3 separate regions of the Homo sapiens genome follow, and all the other regions are linked to region 3. The links are chromatin contacts, found by Hi-C or POLR2A ChIA-PET in ENCODE. All regions are on one chromosome and are shown on one strand. The core of a region is the stretch at or near the end of the contact, and the rest is flanking DNA. Distances in the headings are between cores, read along the strand shown.

The links. Hi-C counts contacts between places; a loop is a spot of excess contacts on that map. ChIA-PET counts read pairs that join two places held with the same protein, here RNA polymerase II (POLR2A). Pooled maps may share reads with other maps.
Region 1: a loop to region 3 is called in a map of heart right ventricle, with 2.6 times the contacts of the local background. The contact joins two enhancer-like sites. A Hi-C loop is called at or near these places in 2 of 168 maps with a recorded cell type or tissue (PC-9 and heart right ventricle), 10 of 37 single-sample maps with no recorded cell type and 12 of 50 pooled maps.
Region 2: a pooled map shows a loop between it and region 3 (2.8-fold over the local background). The contact joins two enhancer-like sites. A Hi-C loop is called at or near these places in 3 of 50 pooled maps. POLR2A ChIA-PET finds 5 or more read pairs at or near these places in 2 of 52 experiments (B cell and activated T-cell).

Annotation. Positions count from the first base shown.
Region 1 is chr6:14,359,094-14,362,713 of GRCh38, forward strand. No RefSeq gene overlaps it. Among named protein-coding and RNA genes, the nearest start is that of LINC01108, 75 kb to the left of the region's middle. Within about 2 kb of position 1,643, at least 2 of the 41 ENCODE cell types and tissues checked have a DNase peak (open chromatin) inside an H3K27ac peak, as active enhancers do; they include heart right ventricle, where a contact is called at or near this core.
Region 2 is chr6:14,073,445-14,077,293 of GRCh38, forward strand. No RefSeq gene overlaps it. Among named protein-coding and RNA genes, the nearest start is that of CD83, 42 kb to the right of the region's middle. Within about 2 kb of position 1,972, at least 13 of the 41 ENCODE cell types and tissues checked have a DNase peak (open chromatin) inside an H3K27ac peak, as active enhancers do; they include B cell, where a contact is called at or near this core.
Region 3 is chr6:14,209,008-14,213,083 of GRCh38, forward strand. No RefSeq gene overlaps it. Among named protein-coding and RNA genes, the nearest start is that of LINC01108, 74 kb to the right of the region's middle. RefSeq lists silencers at 828-877, 1,968-2,407 and an enhancer at 2,658-2,717. Within about 2 kb of position 2,109, at least 30 of the 41 ENCODE cell types and tissues checked have a DNase peak (open chromatin) inside an H3K27ac peak, as active enhancers do; they include B cell and heart right ventricle, where a contact is called at or near this core.

The DNA of each region.
Region 1 (3,620 bases), core at 393-2,892, 150 kb after region 3:
AAAGCAGGACATCCATTTATATAGACAACAGTGTCCCTTCTCCCCTCTCTGCCAGGAAGAACAAAGGTTGATCACTAAAGACAACTTAGGATCCTTACCAATGAGAGGATAAAAATAAGGATCACTTATCTGGAGACCACCACTAGAGGAATCTACATGACAAACTTCACTAACTAGCCTTCAGCTACCGTATGTAGTAATGCTCCCCATAATGATGCTTGGTCAACACTTATATAATGGTGATCCCATAAGATTATAATAGAGCTGCCCTATAGAGGTGTACCATTTCTTGTCTTTCACATGGTGTTTTTACTATACCATTTCTAGGTTTAGATGCATAAATACTCCCCGTTGTGTTCCAATTGCCTACGGTATTCAGTACAGCAGCAAGCAGTACAGGTTTATAGCCTGGGAGCAATAGGCTCTACCATACAGCCTGGGTTTGTAGTAGGCTCTACCATCTAGGTTTGCGTTAAGTACCTTCTATGATGTTCACACAATCAGGGAATTGCCTAGTGACACATTTCTCAGAATGTATCTCTGTCGCTAAATGCTGCATGACTGTATTTTCCTTCTCACACTTTGCTGCCCCTGGAGACTCAAGGTTCTTTTCCTTTGTCTTGCCACTTCTCTAAAAATCTTCTGTTCTTTGCTGAAGAGGCTATATAAGCCTAAAATCAAAGCTCTCTGTGAAAATGATGCATTCCTTGGGTATCTCCCATGCGTAGTTGAAAGACATGTTGATAAACTTCTGTTTGTTTTTTCTCTTGTTAATTTGTCTTTTGTTACAGGGGTCCATTCCAACTAAAAACTAAGGGTAGAGAGAAAATTCTTTTTTCCTTCCCCACGCTTTCTTTCAGTAGGATAGTTTATCTCTCTGTCCAAGTACAGAACTCACTGTCCAGGGAAAATGGGGCCATAGAAGAATGTGGATTGTGTGTTGTATATGCATTCAACATTTACGTGTGTGAGAGGCATGTTAGACTCTAGCACCTTAATGATTAGGCCATACACATACGTATAGACTTGATTACATGGTAGGCACTCAGGGACCAGTAAATAAAATGTTAAGTGGTCCCAGGGCAATTAGGGACTTCTGACACAATACAGCATATGCACAAAATCTCCCCCACTGATTTAAAATTTTTTTGATACCACTATTTTAAGAGGTCTTTCTTCATATTAGTACAATGTTACAACAACTCACCTCATTCTTTGCTGTATAGTAAAATTTCCCTAATTGGGCCCAGCATTTTGGAATTTATATTAATTACAACACAGTGATTGTATTGGGTAAGAAGTTTGAAAGAAGAGTTGTAATTTAGAAATCTGTACTTTTATGAGCACTATACATAAGCCACAGGGTTTTTATAAATTGTAATCTCAGGTTCGTTTAGGCAATTTTTCTTATTAGCACCCCATTTATTTCTGAGTTTATAGCATCTGTAACATGTAACATAATTATCGGTGTTTCTTTTAACACATCCTAGAGTTTGAATGTTTTATAAAAATTAATTCAATTGGGACTCACAGTCTCCCATCTTTCAAAATAGTAAGATTTTACTGTATTGGTTTTGGACCCCATTCCTCGGCAGCTTTCTTTAGCCATGGACAAGTGAGTCAGTGGAAGCTAATTCGGGAGGGAGGCGTGGTTGTTCAAAGTGTCAGAGTTGACTCGATATGGTTGTAGACTGTTGGCTATTACCCATGGACAGCCCCTTCTTTCCAGGCCTGCTATGGCCAAGAGATGCTTCACCTTTTCTCCCTACCGCAGCTGTCTCTTGAGCCCGCTGTGCCATCTTGCTGGTTATCGTCTTTGTTCCTTCCCTGACCTGGTTATGATTTTCCTATAGCAAATAAAGAAAGCTGGGATTGTCACCTTTCTTTTCCTACAACTTGGAAGTCTGGGCACACTGTTATGAGTCTTTGTCTAAAGAGTCATGGGGAAGGTAAGTCTCTCCCCTCCCCTGGGCTCTCTCCTCTTCCTCCTTATCTCCTTTAAAAACCTTCCCTGAGTCCTCCCTGAGTCAGGATTAGTTATCCTCACCCTCTGTCAGTGCATTTAGGAGCAACATGCAAAGAACAGGAGTTTTAGCTCCTTCAAGACCTGAGTTTAAATCCCAGTCCTAATGCTTGTAGCCTTGTAACCATAAGCAAGCTTCTGAATATCTGTCTATTTCCTTAGAAAAAGAGATAGCAAAACTTCTTGCAGCGTAGTAGGAGGATTAGAGATAATACACATCAGCATATGTAGTACCAAAAAAGCAAATGTTCAAGAATGGTAGCTATTTTTATTATTCTAGCACTTCCCACACTGTACAGTGATCATGCTCACTTGTCTGTCTTCCCCTCAGGACTGTGAGCTCTTTTTGAGACTATTTTTGTATCCCTGAACTTTGGAACAAAAGCTGGCATGGAGTGGACGTTACATAAATGTGTTTTGGATGAATGAATTAATGGGAATTAATGGACATCTTTAAATAGCCTGGCTTGGTTTGTGCATTATTAAGTGGGCCTGTTTCTTGGGACCTATTGGAGATTAGAGGCCATTCTAAACAATGAGGCAATCAGAACAGGGAAAAGAACAAAGTGAAGAAATTGGATTCAATATTTTGGTTCTTAAAACGTTGCATGCCTACAGATAATGAGAAAACTCACCATATGTAAGACTGAAGGTAACTGACATGCTTGGAATGTCGTATTCTCAACATTAGAATGATACATCACAGGTTTTCTTTCCCCCAACTACTGGGCCTTTCTCATTTATAGGCAGGACAATCACTATTTTCCTTCCAGGTACCACTCATGAGAAATATTCAGACCTTATAGGAGCTTGCAAAATAAACAGTTGTTGGTATCTCCTTGGGAAGAAGAGAAAACCCAAAGCTTTGATAGATATTAAACTGGAGCCCTCCTGGGAGATTCTAAATGGCTCATAAATACAACTGGTGGAATATTGCCTGCATGTATTTTCCACTTACACTCACCTTTGAGGTTCTGTTCTGGCCCCTTGAGAATCGATACACACAATAACAGAATTGCTGATATATTAATCTTTCTGCTGATCTTAGCATTTCTTTCTACCAAAGTGGGAATAAGGCTGGGAGAGGAAGTGAAATCCAGAGCACTGTGAAAGTAATGGGGGAAAAATTTCATTTCCAGAATTCAGAAAATATATGAAGTCGTTCTCTTTCTCTAACCTCAAAAAGGCACCTTGATAGAGTGCCCTGGCTGGACGAGAGCCATGGAATTCAGTTTATCATGAGCACCCTGCACCCTCCTCAGTCCTGGTTTTGTGACCTTTTAAGAACAAAGCCAACACTCCAGGTCACGTCTAGGCTAGAAGTTCCATTAGAACAATGAGCCACCCACTCCAGAGCCCTCACTGCGCCAAAAGGTTTTCATTCCCATGCTATAGCTTATCACAGTAAAGGGGAGGGAAAAATAATGCTTCCTCTGCCCTGTCTGAGTTCTTAATTAGGACAGACACCTGTAAAGACAGACTAACAAGAGAAAAACAAACAGAAGTTTATGAACATGTATATCTCATGTATACAGGAAACATGCAGGGAAAATGAGTGGGTTTCAAGAGTAAATCTCAAAGCTATGGCTTTGACTTC
Region 2 (3,849 bases), core at 722-3,221, 140 kb before region 3:
ATAGATACTAACACTTTGCTATTCATATTTGAGATAAATAATTTTATTTTTTATTATAAAGAAGTATATTTTGCATGTTTGAATGTGTTAATTTTTTAATTAAATTGTTACTTTGTTACCGGAAAGGGGTCCCAATCCAGACCCCAAGAAAGGGTGTATTAGTCGGTTCTCACACTGCTATAAAGAACTACCTGAGACTGGGTAATTTATGAAGAAAAGAGGTTTAATTGACTCACAGTTCCACAGGCGGTACTGGAAGTATGGCTGGGAGGCCTCAGGAAACTGACAATCATGGTAGAAGGCAAAGGGGAAGCAAGTATGTGTTACCATGATGGAGCAGGAGAGAGAGCTAAGGGGGAAGTGCCACACACTTTTTTTATTTTGGAGACAAGAGTCTTGCTCAGTTGCCCAGGCTGGAGAGCAGTGGCATGATCTCAGCTCACTGCAACCTCTGTCTCCAGGGTTCAAGTGATTCTTGTGCCTCAGCCTCCTGAGTAGCTAGGACTACAGGCACATGCTACCATGGCCTGCTAATTTTTGTATTTTTAGTAGAGACGGGGTTTCGTCATGTTGCCCTGGCTACTCTCAAACTCCCAAGCTCAGGTGATCTACCCATCTTGGCCTCCCAAAGTGCTTGGCTTACAGATGTGAGCCACCACACCCAGCCACTACGTACTTTTAAACCATCAGGTCTCATGAGAACTCACTCACTATCATGAAAACAGCAAGGGGAAATCCACCTCCATGAACCGATCACTTCCCACCAGCTCTCCCCCCAACACTGGGGATTACAATTCAACATGAGATTTGTGTGGAAACAGAGTCAAGCCATATCTGAGGGTTTTTGTACCTCTCACAATCTGTCTCTCCTGGGATTCTAATGTACAGGTGAGTTTGATAACCACTAGGCTAGAGGAAATGTACTAGAAAACACACACACACACACACACACACACACACACACACACACAGAGAGAGAGAGATTTAATGTCTCAAAATGTGTCTGCTCAAAAGTATCATTCAATAATTTCATGTCTTTTTGTATAAAAGGTCACAGGGATAATATTTACTTCTAAGGAAAATGTCTTTTGATCATGGGAATGATCCAGTTAAAGGGAATAGCTCAACTAAAAGTCAAGGTCTAATTTATAAATGAGGTTTATACTCCCCTTTTCCCCATGGTTCCTTCTTGCAATTTAAATCACATAATGGATTGTCATAAATGGGATCATAGTTTCCTGCAGGGACCCTGCTCTAATTATTGGTTGACTCTTGATTAAGAACCAAGCATGACATAAATTAATCAGAGATACAAGTAGCAGTCTGTCAGAAGAATAACTATTCTGTGGTTAAAATCTTTTTATTTCATATAATAAAACCACAGTTCAAGTCCAGAACCGGGGCCTAATGTGTGGTGTATTCAGATTATACAAGAGATACCTAAACCTACATTAAACGAAGAGGCAGCACACCAGAACAAAGCCCCACTGTGTCATAAACTTCACCGAAAACTAAACTGTGCCAGCTATGATAGTTACCTCAAAAGATTGTCCTGAGAATTATAATGGGATTTGTATGTGAAAGAACTTACTGAAAATCACAATTATAACCACCACATTTTGAGTTCCATTATCTGCCAGACCCTGTACCTGGCACTGAACAGACCTCATTTCACTTCGTTCTCATGGTAACACTTTGAGTGAGGAATTAACTCATCCCTCGTTCAAGGCTACACTGCCAGGGAGCCGGGATACCAGGAATGAACCCGGCCCTTCCTCCCACACATGTCCCTCCCATAAACCCTGCTCTGTCTTTTACAAATGCCATGCAGCTAATCCCAAGCATTGTGATTAATGTTCTCTTAGAATACAGAGTTATTCACAGGATTATTTGGGAGGCCCAGACAGCTTTAACAAGCTGCCTAAAGACGTTCAAGCTGATGGTTTCATTTTCACTTAGGAAGAACTTCTGACACTGATTGGGGCATTCCGTCTTTCTGTTACCCTTGCAGTCGTTGTGATAGGAAAATGTTTTTGTGTTTGATGATGAAGGTTGTTACTGAAAGAACTCAGATTTCAACTCTCTCTAGATCTCCAGGATATAAGTGAAAAAAGCAAGGTTTCAGAAACAATAAAATGCCAAGCTATATATAAGAAAGAGGGAAAACACACAGAGTCCTATTTGCTTAATTTTTTTATATGATAGGATAAAGCAAAAACTAATAAAAAACAGTTACTTATCAGGAAGAAGGGACAGGTCAGAGAGGTGAGAATGGAAGCCAGACTTCTGAGTTCACATTTTGTTGATTTGACTTTGGACTTATGTAAATGTTTTATATAATTACAAAATACAAGTGAATAAAAATAGAAAACAATCCTTCAAAATCGAAAGCAAAGTGGAAAAAAATTAACCTTGTTAATTTCTTAACTTCTAATCACTTTTGTTGAGCAAATGGGTCAACCACATATAAAGGAACTATTTCATATGGCTTTCAAGTACTGTAATATAAATACATCCCCAGTGGATTATACCTTAATGGACCAAACAACTATAAATAAATTTTAAATTGTGTTCAATAATACTACTTATTAATTATATCTTTATTTGGTAATAATATTGGTATTGTTCATTTGAAACATATGTCTGTTTATATATATGTGCAAATATATATGCATCATAATTATGTTAAAGTTATTAGGAACCAAGATTTTCAGTTTAAAAAGGTTGCAAGCATAAAATTAAACAATTTACATACAAACCCTATAACTCTAAATTTAAGTTGACAATATTGATATGAACTCATGATATATCTTCTCTTATAAAAGTATTTCTCCTACAAGCTCATGCTTGTAATCCTAGTACTTTGGGAGGCTGAGGCAGGAGGATTGCTTGAGGCCAGTTCAAGACCAACCTGGCCAACAAGCAAGATCCCATCTCTAAAATAAAATAAAATTTAAAAAAAGTATTTCTAACCACTGTTCACTAAATAATCTGGCAATGAGCATTCTTAGCACTCAGATATTTGACTCTAAATGCCAATCTCCAATAAAAGAAACCAACATTCTTTGGACAAATAGCTGATTCTAGGTTTGGGACAAGAAGTGAACAAGGTGAACCCAGAGCACATTGATTTACTAGAAAGCAAGGAGATTATCAAAGCCTTTGGAGTTGCATCATAAGAATTCTGGATTGGGAGGCTGAGGCAGGTGGAGCACCTGAGGTCAGGAGTTCAAGACCAGCCTGGCCAACATGGTGAAACCCTGTCTCTACTAAAAATACAAAAATTAGCTGGGTGTGGTGGTATGTGTCTGTAATCCCAGCTACTTGGGAGGCTGAGGCAGGAGGATTGCTTGAACCTGGGAGGCAGAGGTTGCAGTGAGCCGAGATTGCACCACTGCACTGCAGCGTGGGTGATAGAGTGAGACTTCAACTCAAAAAAAGAGAGAATTCTGGAACCAACTTGAAGGGACTCTCACTGGGCAAAGATGGAACATTTTGAGCTTCAAAAAGAATAATAACTACAGCAAATAGAATAACTTCAAGGAATCATGTATGTTAAAATCCACAAGTTAATTATAATACTCAAAAATCGTCCTCATTGTTCCCTTTTGGAAGATGCTCAGAAACCAAGTCATTATTTTAAAAGCCAATGAAGAAAATGAGTGAATGATTTATCCTGTCTTGCCTGTGTGAATTGTACTTCAGGGTTAGCAAGCAGTTGTTACAAGAAAGTTCTTTATGCAAGAATTTCAGATAATAAATGCCAGAGAACTAAGAATTTTAAATCGCATTTTTCAACCTCTAATGAAATAATGGAATCAGGCACTGATCAGCAATGGCTATTGATGC
Region 3 (4,076 bases), core at 859-3,358:
TTTCATTCCTAGTGCATGACTTTTCCCAACATATCATGTTATTTAACAATATCCAACATATGGTGATCTTACTGCTCCATGATCAAAGAAGTCAGAGAGAATGAAGGTCCTAGAGGCAGGAGTTTGAGGGAGCCGATTAAGAGAGAATAGTCCACTAGTGTGGGGGAGGTGACTATGGAAACAGGGTGATTTATTTTCATTTCCTTTCTTCACGGTTCCATTTCATTCTGCAAATTCCCTGCTGCAATGCTGTATCCCCAGTATCTAAGCCCAGGCCTGGCAATTAGAGCACAATACATATTTGTGGATTCAGACTTTCAAATGCACGTCCTTGTGACATCCTTCAAACAGTGTACTGGTCAGGAACTCAAGAGTATGGTACATTTAAAAATCAAATACTATATCAAATTTGGAGAAGCATAACCATTAAGGTAGTGTATTTCAACACTGGTAGGTGCACAAAGCCTGCTCTCTAAAAGAAGCAAGTGGCCGGGTGCGGTGGCTCATGCCTGTAATCCCAGCACTTTGGGAGACGGAGGCGGGTAGATTACTGGAGATCCGAGTTCAAGACCAGCTTGGCCAACATGGTGAAACTTCGTCTCTACTGAAAATACAAAATTAGCCAGGCATGCTGGTGGGCACCTGTAATCCCAGCTACTCGGGAGGCTGAGGCAGGAGAAGCACTTGAACCTGGGAGGCGGAGGTTGCAGTAGGCCAAGATTGCACCATTGCACTCCAACCTGAGCAAAAAGAGCGAAACTCCATCTCAAAAAAAAGGAAGTAAGGGAAGTAAGTAACTCAGCTGGCAGGGTCTGAATCAGAGTGGATCACTTTCTCTGAGCTGCCCTGGCACAGCCCAATTGTACCTATGTCTCAGGCATGGTCCCCAGTGTCAGCAGACACACTGATCCTGGTGGAGGGAAGTGCACATCGTGCAAGGCATTCCCATAAGCCACCGGACAGGTGTTCAACTGCCCTCTGGGTAGCCTGACCCTGAATGAGTTTAAATAGAAACAAATAAAACCTAGGATCAGAAGGTTCTTATATTGTACTTAAAGTGGTTAGCATTTGTAGTAGGTTATCAAAGAATATTGTACAACATCTTTCCCTAGGGAACTTTAAGAATAGGATGGCTAGATCCTGCAGTCTGAGATATTTTTGTCTCTATAATAACACCTTAGCACGGTATCACAGCTTATAGTACGTGCCTCGAGGCCAGGCATGGATTAGATACCCTTCTGAGGCCATCTGCTCCCTGGATTTGTTTCAAAGGAATGAAACACGAGGTGGAAAGGGAGAGAGATAGAGAGCTAGAGAGAGAGGAGAGAAAGAGAGACCGATCCACGGACCCTATTAACAGGGTGAAATCTGCCTAAACTAGGAAGCCAGAGGAGTAAGACCCTGATGGAAACCACGCTTGCCTGTCGGTCCTGATTTTGCCCCAGTCCTTCAATACGCCTCTCACGGTTTGTGCTACGGTCTTCTGTGCGTTCAGGGGTGGGCTGGTTTATGTCAACATAGTGGGTTTACTGTAAAAATCATTATTGGTACTTTTGGATGTGGCTTTTCTATTTAAAATAATTAAAACCAACGAAGCTTTTTCTTTCTGACCCAATTCCTGGCTGTCCTCTGCTTTGGTGTCTTCAGGCCAACCCTGGGCTCTGGGAAGCTCTAAGGATGGAGCCTGTCTCCTCCACCTGCTACACGCAGGGCAAGAGGGCCAATGCGCACCCCGCCACGGCCAGGAGCCTCATTATTCTTTTTGTTTTAATTCCCCTGTGTGGATCCAAATGGCAGTCCCAGGCCCATGGATAAGCAACAAGTGGCTGGAGGAGGGACAAATCGGGCTCTCCGCGTCGCTCCCCGCCTGCTTCCTACCCGCGCCGCCGCCCACTGCCCCGTACAGGGGTCGCAGCCGTGGAGCGTGGGAATGGGACAGTCCCATTTTACAGCTCTCGTTCATCCCGCCTGCGGCAGGCGGCTCCTGACAGGGAAGAGCAAGCTTTCTGGACTTCCCCACCCGCGGTCCCACCGGGCCCGTGGCGCGCCCACGCCTCCTCCCGGGCCCCTTACCTCCCGCGCGCGGCGGGCGCACGCACCACCTGACTCGCGTTCTCATTGGCTGCTGCCTGTTGCTAACCCACGTGACCGGAGCCGCGCGCCCCGCCCCCGCGGGCTCCCGCTCGGCCGGCGCGTTCCTGCGGGCGTTCGCTGGCCGGCGTCGGGCTCCGAGCCGCGGGTCGCTCGCCTCGCCGGCTTCGCCCCGCCGCGCCGCTGCCGCCGATGCCCACAAGGTGGCAGTGCCGCGCTGCGTGTCCCGTCGCCCGGGTCCGCGCGAGCCGCGCCAGGCGGCCGGTGCCAGCGCAGCCTCCCGCAAAAGTTTCCCTGCTCCGGAACGGACCGGGGCATCGCACTCTCCTGGCGGGCTGGTGACAGTCCTCCCGTTCTCGGGTTGCCTCGGGGCGATTTGCACTTCACAGCCCCGCTGGCGTCTCCTGGCGTCCCGAACTTGGGGCCTGTCACTGAGGCAAGTCGATGTTTTCAGGAGTGTTTTGTTTTGTTTTGTTTTAGGATCTGTACGCTAATAATTGATCCTAAAGAGGCAGGCAGACACCCCGACAGCGACACCTCGTCTCTCTTCTGGGCGTCCGGCTGAGCTTGCCTCACTGCAGAAGCAACCGATAGCTTCCCTTTGCGCTGGTGGAAGACACAAGCCAGCAGCCCTTCGGAGGGGCCTCCCCGCACGCGCCTCTTGGGATCCTGACTTGCTTAGGAAGAGGAGGGCACGGGGAGCCTCCTGCTCTGCAGCTGTCCCCAGGATGCCCTTAATTCCCGGGACAGGAGAGATAAGCTCGTCTGACCTCAGTTGACCTCGCCGCAGGCGCCAGGCGTCCTCATTTACTGCGAGGCATTGGGGAGTCTACTTTTCTCTCTGCTCCCTGGGATTTTTTTCCTTACGTCACTTTTTTCCTTGTTGGCTTGTAGCTGGTCTGATGTCCCCTTACTGCTATCTAAACCGCCCCCCTCTACTCCCTGCTCCCACCTAGGCACGCGTTTGCCACTCTCCATTTTTCCTTTAAAGAAAACGTTCTGAGAGCCCTTTGAACCCAGCTGACCCTGGGAAAGGGCAGGTCCGTGGATGTGAAGGCAAGTCCAGCAACTGGGGCTGCACTTACCTACATGTGAAAAGGAAAGAGAAACACACCTTGCCTGCCCATTGTCTACACCACGAAGCCCGGATTCCATTCCCTGGTAGTCAGGCCTTTCACACTGGGCTGCCCTCCAGGTAATATCCAAAGATGCCCCCAGCCTACTCCAGCCCCTAACAGGACACTCAAAGGGACTCTGTGTTCGTGACTGCTGGAATTTCTGCTGAGACCCCAACACAGAACAATATATGGGTCAAACAACTCCCACCCCCATTCTCAAGTGAGGTATAGACCCTCTCTGGGGTGTTGTTAAGGGACCGACACCAGCCTCGCCTTGGGGTGATACGATAGGAGGCTAAGGATGCAGGAGAGGCCAGCAGTGGGTCTTTCTTTTTAGAGAGGTGTCTATATGTTTTGCTTCTCCACCTACCTCAAGATAAATGACTTGGGCTCCAGAGAACTCCCTGAAGAGCTTTAGGTGTCTCCTGGAGTTTGGGAGGTGTAAGGACAGATGCAACCTGCAAAGCAGACGGCTGTTTGCAGTGGCGAGAGAAGGAGGTATTTGGAGCCACCTCTTCTTCCAAGAGCCAGTGAGTTATACATGCACTAAGTCTCCCTAGAGGCAGGGTGGACCCACATCCCCCCACAGGGGCGAGGTGAGCAGCACATGCCAGGACCTGAGGGTGACGAGTGAGTGCCAGCTAACAGGGGCTACCCATGTCCCAGAGCTGCAGCTGGTGAACTGGCAACAACAGGGGAAGAGGATTGAGAAAACCCAGAAAAGCATCCGCAGAAGAGCCAGCATGTGCACATCTGCCACTCCCAAGGGCACCAACCCCAAATGCAGCTGAATCCTCCTTGAAGAGCTTTGTTCTTTGGGCCCTGAGAAACCTGCTATGGCCTGAATGTTGATGTCCCCCCAGAATT